Regions from separate parts of the Homo sapiens genome. Here region 2 is linked to region 1. Evidence: chromatin contacts called from ENCODE Hi-C or POLR2A ChIA-PET data. All regions are on one chromosome and are shown on one strand. The core of a region is the stretch at or near the end of the contact, and the rest is flanking DNA. Distances in the headings are between cores, read along the strand shown. Region 1 holds the start of MDFIC (MyoD family inhibitor domain containing). Region 2 overlaps LINC01392 (long intergenic non-protein coding RNA 1392).

What was found. A loop is a pair of places that touch in the nucleus more often than their neighbours do. ChIA-PET counts read pairs that join two places held with the same protein, here RNA polymerase II (POLR2A). Pooled maps may share reads with other maps.
Region 2: a loop to region 1 is called in a pooled map, with 2.0 times the contacts of the local background. The contact joins the enhancer-like site here to the promoter of MDFIC in region 1. A Hi-C loop is called at or near these places in 5 of 168 maps with a recorded cell type or tissue (PC-3, endothelial cell of umbilical vein, heart left ventricle and 1 more), 2 of 37 single-sample maps with no recorded cell type and 6 of 50 pooled maps. POLR2A ChIA-PET finds 5 or more read pairs at or near these places in 1 of 52 experiments (common myeloid progenitor, CD34-positive).

What each region holds. Positions count from the first base shown.
Region 1 is chr7:114,919,467-114,925,256 of GRCh38, forward strand. MDFIC (MyoD family inhibitor domain containing) reads left to right here and starts at 2,628. Exons shown (of 5, transcript NM_001166345.3): 1 at 2,628-3,170; 2 at 3,461-3,661. The coding sequence starts at 3,568. RefSeq lists silencers at 2,568-2,707, 3,038-3,087, 3,098-3,277, 3,508-3,647.
Region 2 is chr7:115,142,663-115,148,452 of GRCh38, forward strand. All of the region lies in intron 2 of LINC01392 (long intergenic non-protein coding RNA 1392), which reads right to left. Among named protein-coding and RNA genes, the nearest start is that of LINC01393, 67 kb to the left of the region's middle. Within about 2 kb of position 2,974, at least 4 of the 41 ENCODE cell types and tissues checked have a DNase peak (open chromatin) inside an H3K27ac peak, as active enhancers do; they include PC-3, where a contact is called at or near this core.

The DNA of each region.
Region 1 (5,790 bases), core at 1,378-3,877:
TGTAGAGATGGGGTCTTTCTATGTTGCCCAGGCTGGTCCTAGAGTGCTGGCCTCAAAAGATCTCCCTGCCTCAGTGTGAGCCACCACACCTGGCCTCTTGTGTCTTTTTGTAAGGACATTAATTCCATTCATGAGGGCTCCACTCTTATGACCTAACTACCTCCCAAAGGCCCCACTTACTAACACCATGACATTAGGGGCTAAGATTTTAGCATATGAATTTTGGGGAAACACAAACTTTCAGTTCGTGACACTGAGTGAAAGAATGAGAGATGAACGTACTGGAGTGCTTGTCAGTAAACAAATGAAGCAATCAGAACAAGCAAGTGCAGCCAGGGATGTGGGAAATGGGAGGCGTGAGGGACACTCAGGAGCCCACACTTAACTTCTGGCATATCAGACACCAGGTTAATGGCATTAAGACCACTTCTAGGTCCTCCAGAAGGAAGACCTGAGTTACCTAGGGATGCAGGATAGCCTGGAAGAGAGACAGACCTGAGTTCTAATCCTGAAGGTACAATCCTGGCAATTTACTTATAGGGCCGATGGAAGAATTCATTGAGATCATTTGCGTCAGGTGCATGGCATGACAAACTGGTATTTTGATATGACCCTTTTGATACAGTCATTATGCCATGCTCAGCTTTACCCATCAAGATGCTTCCGTGTATAATAGTAATAATAGTTGATACTTTTGAACACCTTTTCCCTTGAGAGTCTTCCAAATTTTATAGGAAAACTACCTTACTTAGTGCTCAAAAAGAAACTCTATGAAGAATTTCATTCTCATATTATGAGGCAACCAAGGTATAGAGTGGGTGACTAACTGTCCAAAGTCACACAGCTGAATGAGGTACAGTATTTGACAACCTTGGTGATGCTACCCTACAGCTTCTCATTTGCTCCTAATGTTATTTTAATTTTATGTCTTCTCCATTAAAGATTTTAAAATTTAATTTAAGGAATATCTATGGAATCACCCACCACGTGTGCAATATTAAGGACTGTGTGAAATTAAATGAACAAATACTTATCATTGATTATGACTTTCTAGAAGAAAGCTGTAACTTCTTTATATTATTGGACTTTAACATCTTTGTGAGAGAATTTTAAAAATAGGGCAAGGAATGATACAGGGATAAAACAGAATTTTCCAGAGCAGGTAAACAACTCCTTTGAGTGCAGATGATGCTGCAGTGAACTCTGAGACGTCCTAAATGTTTGTTCTCTAGTGGTGATGAAGTCATCTTCAGAACTGATCTGCTTCCATCAGACAAATTCCAAACAGTCCAGGCTCCTAGATAAGTTTTCAAGAGAGGTAATGCACTTGATTTCATACCATTTCTGAAATCTCCAAGTGAAAAAAAAATGTTAGTTATGTGTAATGGGGCAAAATGTCATTTGTCTTTTTGGGGAGAATGGTCTGAATGACTGTCATCAGCAACTTTGAAGGCTGTTTTTTTTTTTTTTTTTTTTTTTTTAAATGGAGTCTTGCTCTTGTCGCCCAGGCTGGAGTGCAATGGCACAATTTCTTCTCACTGCAACCTTTGCCTCCTGTGTTCAAGCGATTCTCCTGCTTCAGCCTCCCAGTAGCTAGAATTACTGGCGCCCGCCACAATGCTCAGCTAATATTTGTATTTTTAGTAGAGATTGGGTTTCACCATGTTGGCCAGGCTGGTCTCGAACTCTTGACCTCAGGTGATCCACCTGCCTCGGCCTCCCAAAGTGCTGGGATTACAGGCGTGAGCCACCGCTCCCGGCCGAAGGCTGGCTTTTTTACCATCATTGAAATCAAGTTAGAATGCACTGTCTCTTCATAGGTAACAAGTAAATCTTTGTAATCAATTGGAATAAATTCCAATGAGCTTTTTGAAAAAATGAAATTTCTGGGATATTATTAATGATGCACATAGAAAGACAGTGAATCCAATGCACATTTTCTTCAGTTTTGATAACGTTACTGTGATTCCTCGCTTGTCCAAAAGAATCGAAGAATGAGTTCGTTCTAGCTTTCTACAAATGAATTCTGCATTTCATTCACAATGAAATAAAAGAGCAAAAGTTATCTGAGTATACCACTAAAGTACTATATATCTGTAAATTACTTTACACTTGCTATCCTCGGCTCATCAGATTAAGCTACAATCAGAATGTCTCATTTATAAACGGAAAGTTGATCAGCTTTTTACTTCCGACCACAAGTTTATCTCCCCTCAGATACCACTGATCCAGTGAGGCATTTAGCTTGCCATAGGCCAGGCTGGGGCCAGTACCACGGCATCCGCAAGGGTGCCAACCTTGTTTGCCTGGATGCCTCCAGCAGATTCGCGCAAACTGCAACTGGTTTTACATCAGGAATACTGTTTGACCAAAGAGTAATTTAGGAGCCAGAGATGAAGTGAGTAAACGTTCAACCGAGGGGTCAAGGTTTCAAACGCACACGTTCTCTATCCCACCAGGAAAGTTCGATACTGTAACAGTGTTTTCGTTTTTCCTTGTCCACCCTAAAGGTTTTCGTCAGGATATTCCCAAAGCCTCCGTCGGTCTGGGGGCAGGAGTAGGGAGAAGGGATGAGGTGACTTTTTGGGCGGGGTGGGGGGAACGTCTGGGCAGCCAGGGACCTGCCCATTCACTCCCCTTTCCCAGCCCCGGGAGGGCGCAGCGCCCGGGTGGGGAGCCCGAGCCAGCCCAGGCCGGCTCTGGCCTCCTGACCCAGACAGCGCAGGGCGCGAGGGATCGCGCGGCCGAGCCCGGGTCGCGCCGCTCCCAGCATCGGGGCCGCTAGCCAAGAGTTCGAGGCCTTCCCGATCCGGATGTGATGAAAAAGAGCAACAGAGGGAGAAGTGTTTCAGGATTGTAGGAGTGGAAGAGGGGAAAGAGAGGCAGAGAGGGGGAAGGCCCCCTCGCAGGGGAGCCGGCTGGAGTGAGCTGGCTGGAAAGAGGGGGCGGAGTGCGCGGAGTCAGAGCCGCCACCGCTGCCGCAGTTGCCGCCACTGCGGCGTCTGGGCTGAGCCGGAGGGAGGCGGGAGGACGCGCAGGGGCGGCCGCCGCCGTCGTCAGGCCACCGGGGCGAAAATGCGGCCGCTGCCGGAGGCTCGCTAACTTTCCGGGGCGGAAGAGGAGGAGGAGGAGGAGGAAGGGGCTTGGAGCGACTACGGGGGGATGCGGAGGTAGGTAGTGGTCTCCGGGCGGGGAAGAGGAGGGGTTTGATCCCCATCCCCGGGGTTCTCCCAAACCCGATCTCTCTTTCCAGCCCCTCCCCGCTGGGTCCACCTCGGACCCCTGGGACCCCGCCGCTGTCAACTTGCGCTGTAACAGTTTTCTTCGCAAGTTTCAAATCAAAACTTCCCCGGGGTGGAGTTTGAGGGAGGGAAGTGGAGGGGGAGGGAACGTCCCGCAGGGGTGGTGTGCTCTTCTCTAAAAACATTTTTTTTTTTAATTTTGTATATTTTTCCGCCAGAAGCAGTCAGTTCCCTGCACCCAGCACCTCACAGCCCTTCCTCCGTGCGCCCTGCCGGGCGGCGAGCTAGGCGGCAGCGGCGCGGCGCGGGCTCGGCGGAGCGGCCCATGTCCGGCGCGGGCGAAGCCCTCGCTCCCGGGCCCGTGGGGCCGCAGCGCGTGGCCGAGGCGGGCGGCGGCCAGCTGGGCTCCACAGCCCAGGGTGAGTGCGCGCTTGCAAGTGGCAAGCTTCTTTGTCATTGTTGCATTTTTCAGTTTGCTCACAAGTGCACAGATAGGGGTGGGGGGAGTGCTGTGAGGAGGGGCTCCCACTCGTAGTTGAGAACTTTTGCACAGTTCGCGTTACTCAGGCAAGTTCTTCAGGATCCTTGCCCTAGATCAACAACCGGGTAAGAGGGCGGGAACCGTTGGTCCCTCCACTCCCCCTTCCTTTGGTTGCGAAGAAACAGGATGACAGGATTGCTTCTTTCTTAAGCATATGCATGTTTGGGCCTAAGACTCAATGTGTAGGTTCTGAAGCGCTTCTCCTCTAGGTCTCTTCAGCAGATCCAGGACTGCCGCAGCTCTCTGAACAAGCGTGCACTTACTCCATTTCATCTTTCTGTTTCTTGTTGGCTCCTCTACCACCCGGTTGATAATTCAGGTTTCTGTGACCAGTAGCTTTGGAATGGCTTATGCTTGTTTTCAATAACTGGTTTGTTTTGAAATAAATAAACAAGGTTTATAAGAAACACTTTCCAAGAATGAATTAGCTTCTTTGTGTTCTTCCAAAGTGTAAACACACACAGCCTATAAAATACTCTTGTGTCTGGGAAACTTCCATAACAAGCTTCTAAACGAGTTGAACCTTTCTTCTCTTGAAGGCAATATACTTTAGGTTTCCATTGGTGACAGAGAGGAAGGTTCTTAAACTTCTAATGCATTTTACTCTAAGGATGGTTTTGAGCTAAAGAATTCTGTCACTGATATATCAGAACTAAGTAATTTTTCCAGTGCTCAAAAACCTAGCATATACCCCTGATTTTAGGCATAAACTGATAGCTTTATTTCCCACTTGTACTAATGTAGTGAATCTTAGGGATTTTTTTTAAGGCAGCAAAAATTGGAGAAGGAGTTAACTTTCAAGCTGCAATAGGTAAAAGCAGAAAACATCTTGGTTAAATTAAAATGTTCTGGCACCCAGGGCTGTTAAACTGAATTACATTTATCATTATTTTTTGCCTCTAAATGAGTGACTCAGCTTTCTAAACAGAAAATAAAAATGATTAACTGCAGAAAATCAGAGAACTAGAATGATAAACATATGTTTTCTGAGAAGCAGCCCGTGTTCTCCACCTTGTATTGTCAGCACAATCATTTTCCTGTCATTAGGCATGCCCTTAGTAGTCATATCGACTCATTGATGGGCTGTTTATGCTCACACTTGAGCTGCTAATCACAATTGTTAAACCAGGCTTATGTCAAAAATCAACATCAAACACCCAAGGAAAATAATTTGACCTGGAAATAGCTAATATCTACAATATCCAACTTTAATAGTTTGCATTTCTAAAATCATCTGGGAGAATGTGCAGTGGTACTTAATGTACCTGTGCATTAGGATGCTGGATGGTGTCATGTGATCTGAACTTAAGAACCCGAAAATCTAGAGTGGCCTGAAGTACATTTGTTGGGTACAACACACGTTATCAGTGTAGAAACTCTTGGGTTATATTTTACCTGAAAATTGCCTTAGCTTTAGCAACATAGTTATACATTTTTATTATTATTAGTTTAACTTTGATCCAAAACTTTCTTTAAATAGGGATCAGTTTAATTTAAATATAAAGTTGATTTTTAAAAAGAGAGTCTGCAGAATCTTGTTAAAATATGATGTCTTAAACAGGCAGATGTCATAAGGTGTATTTAAAGAAAGAAATTCTTGGAGCAAATGGTTAGAGGAAAGCTTCAAGGGAAGCTTGGTTAGGTTGGTTTTATTGATAAAGACATTTGTGAAGAAGCTTTGCTCGAAGGCCACTCTACTCTTAAGCCTTTTCTCAAGTTCTTTTATCCTCTTGCTTCTGTCCTTGGATTCTTTATCATCCTTTCTGAAGAATAGCTTAATAATTCTACGGTAGGATATGGCTGCTTAGTTAACAGAAACCTAATTTTTAAATTCTTTATATTAAAGTCAGTAAGAAAAGTGGAATTTTAAATACAAATTAACAGAAAAAAATATTATTTCAGGAACATGAAGGATATGATCAAGTCTACCCCTGCAAAGTTAAATATATATATATAGGTAAATAATGACATTACAAGCTCTACATTTATTACTATACTATATTGTGA
Region 2 (5,790 bases), core at 1,724-4,223, 220 kb after region 1:
TATCAGCTATCAAACAAAATCATTACTAACAAAACTTTTGGGAATAACTCCCAGAAGCTGGGGTAGGGAGGGTACCATTACTTTGAATTAGCCCATTGTCAGAATGGCATCTTCCAGTGGTTGGGAGTGGTTATTGTCTTTTCTCGCAGAGTAAGAGCCTAAGGTACAGTTCAATGACCTCAGACAACAGTGACACTGAGGCTGATATGATACAGGTCTGATGGGCTGAGGCATCCTTGAGCCTAAGAAAACTGTGTCATTTTTCAACAGTAACTACAGTAGAACAAAAAGTCTATTTACATACTCAGATTTAATGCCTGTTGCTATGGAAAGTAACATGATTGATTTGATGGTAATATTGAGTTAGGATTGAGTAACAAGGTGGCCTAAATATAGAGAATAATCATGCTGTGACCCAGCTCACCTGTTTTGTGGAGCGTATGCTACTTTGGGGAAAGGGCTTCAGGTGTTGTAGTTTTACGCATTTAAGCTGGTAGAAAAGGACCTCCAGGTGGTATACTTTTAGGCATTTAATCTGGGGAAAAGAGATCACAGCTGATATACTTTTCCATCAGGTTCTGGGAATATCCTTCTTTTGCAAGGGAGGATATATTCTGGCTAAGTGTTTACTAGCTCTTTAAGAAAAAGAGAATTTTAGAAACTGTCTTCTGGTATTTAAATGGGAAACAGGACTTCTGTACTATATATTGTACTGCATATATTGCACTCTGTGATACCTTTGAATGAATTAGAAAATGAAGCACCTTTGAGGGATATGTGCAATTTGGCCAGTGAAATCTGGGCTGCACTCAGCTCCCCTGGTTTCTTGGCCGAGTGTCTTTGTACAGAGCACTGTCCTGTACATGTTTTTGAGTACTGATCAACCATGTTTTTCCTTTCCTATGCCCACATTGTGACCAACAAAATTACCACACTAATTACAATCTAGTTTCTAAAAGTACTCTCTTCCAAGTCAATTGTATATGCTTCCCAAATATTTTATAATATTATTAAGTTCTAATTGCTTTTGAATTGCTGATTGCTGTTCTTTCTTAGTTATTCATATTTATTTTAAATAAATTTATTTTATAGCATATTGATGTAAAAATGACCTATGATCACTATGTTTAAGAAGTACAGTAAGTCAGAAAATGTAATCAGAAAATGTAATACCAATATATTTCTAACACTCTGCGAGGGGATGAGATATTTAGATTCAGCCACACTAATTACAATCTAGTTACAATCTAAAAGAAAAAAGAAAGGTATCTCCCAGCCTGCATTTTCATCTTCTAGAAACAGCTACTGCAGGACTAGTCACTAGGGGCTAAATAATTTGCCGAAGTTCTAATCATCAATAAGCAAGGGAGACAGGATGGGGTTGGCCCTTTAACTTAGGGACCTGCTTTCTAAAACACTACACTTCTTCTTAAGCATTTTCAATCTCTCCATTGTTTCCTTTGGATTTTTCTCAGTTAGTGCCACAGAAAAATTGCATCTCTCTTTTTATTCTCTCTCCCTTTTGCTAGTTGGAAATCCCATATGATCCCGGTCAAGTCAAGTGAGTACAAGAATAGAGCTAATGATATGTCTTCATTAAATAAAATTAAAGTTTTACCTTTTGTAGTGAAATTAGACAATATCGGGAAGCAATGACATCAACCCTTAAAATATCTTGGGTCCTCTTCAGAATCTATAATGACATCTTCTACTGCCTCTTCCTCTTATAATTAAAAATTTAATTTAATTTACCTTAAGCACCAATGTTCAAGGGAAATTTCTTATTAAATTTTATTGTACTTCTTATTTTCCAAATGTATAGCAACTTTTACCTCACTTTATATGAATGAATTTGGATATTGCTTCAAACTTCTTTCTTAAGCTCAAATACCTCTTTGGAGTTTATGTGCATAAAGTATGGGATAGAGTCATAAAAGCAGCTTTATTTCTATGTAGTTGATTGATTGGTAGAAGAAGTTTATTGCACTGCAGTCAGCATTATAAGCGTTACTGGACTATATTGCACTTAAATGCTTTCTCTGTGTGGGCTCTTTTATGTCTTTATGTATTTAATTTTATTTATTGCATTTCAGCTTTCTACTCCATGGCATGTCGATTTACAATATAGACTGTTGACTTATTTTAATATAAATTTAATAAATTTTAATAAAATTTTGTTATATATTTGGACATGGGATGTGAAAAACTTTTGTAGTGACAAACACTATTTCTGTTTTTGCCAAAACAGAGATAGTTTTGACAAAGTGACATAATCCCTATTTTACAGACTTTATTTATGATGGATATTTAATAAGTTTTACTAACTTTTCGAAAAATTTTCAGAGTGATAAATTTTCACAGAAAGTAGGGGTAAAAGCTTCTGTTCAACTCTGTCCCTGACTCAGATCGCCTCTAGCTTTTGCTTTCCTGTAGCAGAATTGAGAAAGGTGGGACCCCAGAAATCCTGGTCTTAGAAGAGCTGTGACCTCTCCCTAAAGAAAGAATGCGCTCTATAAACGAATACAGCTTACCACTCTACATTTACTATACAGTAGGGAATATGAGAAAATATAATAATAACTATAGTGCTTTAAGATTAAATGTGAGCTTAACCTTAATTAATATTTACAATATTTAAGTACTGGAGTTTTCTTAAAGCCACTCATTTGTTTCCATAGATTTCACTTTTTTCTTTTATACACCATATTTTATGTGTTTATGCATTTTTAACTTGTATAAATGGCATGATAGTTTAGACCTTTTATTTTCTTTTTTCTTTTGCTTAAACTATGTTTTTAAGATCTTTCCATGTTTATTTGTATTTCTAGTTCATTGCTTCTAAGCAAGGCATAATATTTTATGGTATGCATTTACCATACTTTACTTATGTGTTTTTAGGCAACCGTGTGAGTGATTCTTTCTGGATATACTCTGGAGACGAATTACTAGGTCATTGGTTACACCACTCTGATTTTTACTAAATACTGCCAGATTGTTCTCCAGAATGACTGTGCTAATTTCATTTCTACATTTTGGCTAACTCTTGGTATTACTCAACTTCTAATTTTTGTGACTCTGATGGATATAAAGGGGTATTTTAATTTGAACTTTTTTCTAGTATTAGGTTGAGCAATTCTTCAATATTTGTTCAGCTATTTGCATTCCAATCTGAATTCCTCTTCCTGTCTTTTGCTCATTTTTTTTTTTTCTATCAGGCTTCCAGTCTTTTCCTTGACTTCTTGTAAGAAACTCTTTTGGGGTGCCAATATTAATTCCTAATTAACTCTTGGTTTTGAAAAGTTCTTCCACCCTCCTGGTCTGTCAACCATTAGTCTATGGTAATTTTGACAAACAGAAATTCTAAATTTTGGTTTAATCTTTGCCCTACTGGCCTTTTTGGATCTTAACAAGTCCTTCTTCATTCCAAAGTCACAAAGATTTTTACCCATAATTGCTTTTATTAGCTTCATATTTCCTCCACTAATTTTTCCCATGAAAACTTTATTTTACTAAACTTTAGAGACTATTACATTCTCTCCTCAGAATTCAAATCTGAACACCTACATGATGTAGTAAACCAGCATTTGGGCGGAAAGTAATACGTGACAGGAAACCAGTTTTTCAGGTTTAACCTAAGTTTAGATTAAAAAAACTGGAGTCTGAGGGAGATTTTTTGAATATGTCTGCATAATTCTTTAAACAGGAAGGAAAAAATTGTAAGTGCTCATACCTCTTGACCTGATTCTGTGCCAGTAGCCTGGAGGCAGAAGTAGGTATTTAGTGCATTCAAACAGGTAGCCTTAGAGCAGAGAGATAAATGTTTGTATTTTCTTGGATAATGGAAATACCTTTATGTAGCAGGAGTTTACGTGCATTCCCTGTTGTGTGAATAACAATTTTATTTTTAAACATTTCCATTCCATTCTAGCCCCCTTTCCTTGTGTGCCTTTCACATAACAACTATATATTTTTGAGTTGTTGCAGTGTTAAAGTGGTAGCTTCATGGAAACTCTGAGCATATTTTTTTGCTCCACATTTTTATTTTTTGTGCATTTGTTGTCTCTTTAAGTTCTTAAATTAACCTAACTTATAAATCGAGTCCTATTAGTCTCCATTTATTTTCTATTGCCTGAAATTTGTGTCAAAAAACTCAGAGGATACAGCCCCAGAGGAAACAACCTATTTCCCAATTTTAGATGTTAATTCATTACTAAGCTTCTTGGATCTTAATTTTAATTTTATATTATATTTTGTTGTTTGATCCTACATCTCACCTTAAAAATGTGGTCTGGGAAGAGTGATTACTGGGGGTATTAGCCTATGCCCTGAAGAAAGTATCAAGAATTTATACATACATCGAAAACTTTCACAGTTGATTTGACCATTGTCTTCTGGGGAGTTTGATTCTTTCATGCACCTGCCATTCCTGATATAGCCAGAGCTAAGTAAGCAGAGCCAAGGGAGAGGACTAGAGGGTACTGACATAGCAACCTCCCTAGCCAGCTGTGTGATCACCCCCTTAATCTACAGTCATTTTCCAGCTGTGAGGAAGAAGCTCTACAGCAGCTGCTCAGCACAAAGTGCTCACGTCCAGACTGGCTTAGGCAGGTGGCCGCTTTACTCATCTTCCCTTTTATTTTTTCCTTTTGTAAGCACGGATGTGTGCTCAGATGTGAGGCAGTTGTTCAAAGAACATCCTGGGATGAAAAGCAACTTTCATGCCATTATTAGGACTGAATCTTCAGATTTCATTAATTTAGTAAATATTAATGGCATCACTCAAAAGAAGTGCCCAATACTTACTTGGGTATTTTCTCATAAGGTTACTGTTAGCAAGACTCAAAATTAAATTTTCAAAATATAACTATTCTTATTTTTAAATATACATTTTATGATAATCCTCCTCCTGCCAGGGCTGGCCCTCTAACTAACTTGTATAATTTAAAGGATATAAAAAGGCCATTCTGCTCCTAAATAGTTCACTAGCTTGCTATGAAACCTGAAGTTCCTCCTGAGAGGCACTCTTTTGGTTAAGGCATTTTTTCTAGCCCAATGCACAGGCCCCAATTCTCTTGCAACATAGCAATTATATTGCAACCCTGCTATGGGAGAGCACCATGATGTGAACCGAGGATGGGAAAGGGCATAGGATACGGCTCCTGCCCTTGAGAGGTTTACAGTCTGTTTGGAAAGGCAGGGGACATATATTGAAGGTAAAATAACAAGGCAAGGGAGCATCTATGTAGATCACTACATTTACCTATGTAAATCATTTACATGTATAGGACTTAAAAAATGCTCTGAGGGCTGCTCTTCAGGGAAGGGCTTATGGATGACTGGGTGCTAGAGCCTGATCCTGAAAGAAGGTGGAGTTTGGAAAAGCAGAGAGACAATAACAAATATCCTAGACCAGGAATAAAGAAAGAGAGGATGTGTTCTGGAGCCAGGGAACAGAGTATGGTGATTGGAATGAATGAGTTCATTTAAGAGGTTGAGGACAATGAGATGCCGCGGTTGATGACAAGAGTTTGTGTGACAAGATCCAGTGAGTGGATATTTTTTGACATTGATTTTAGATGTAACATATGAAAAGCCTGACTTAAAAAGTATGTACAAACCAGGCACAGTGGCTCACGCCTGTAATCCCAGCACTTTGGGAGGTTGAGGCAGGTGGATCACCTGAGGTCAGGAATTCAAGACCAGCCTGGCCAACATGGTGAAACCCCATCTCTACTAAAAAGACAAAAACTAGCCAGGCATGGTGGTGGATGCCTGTAATCCCAGCTACTC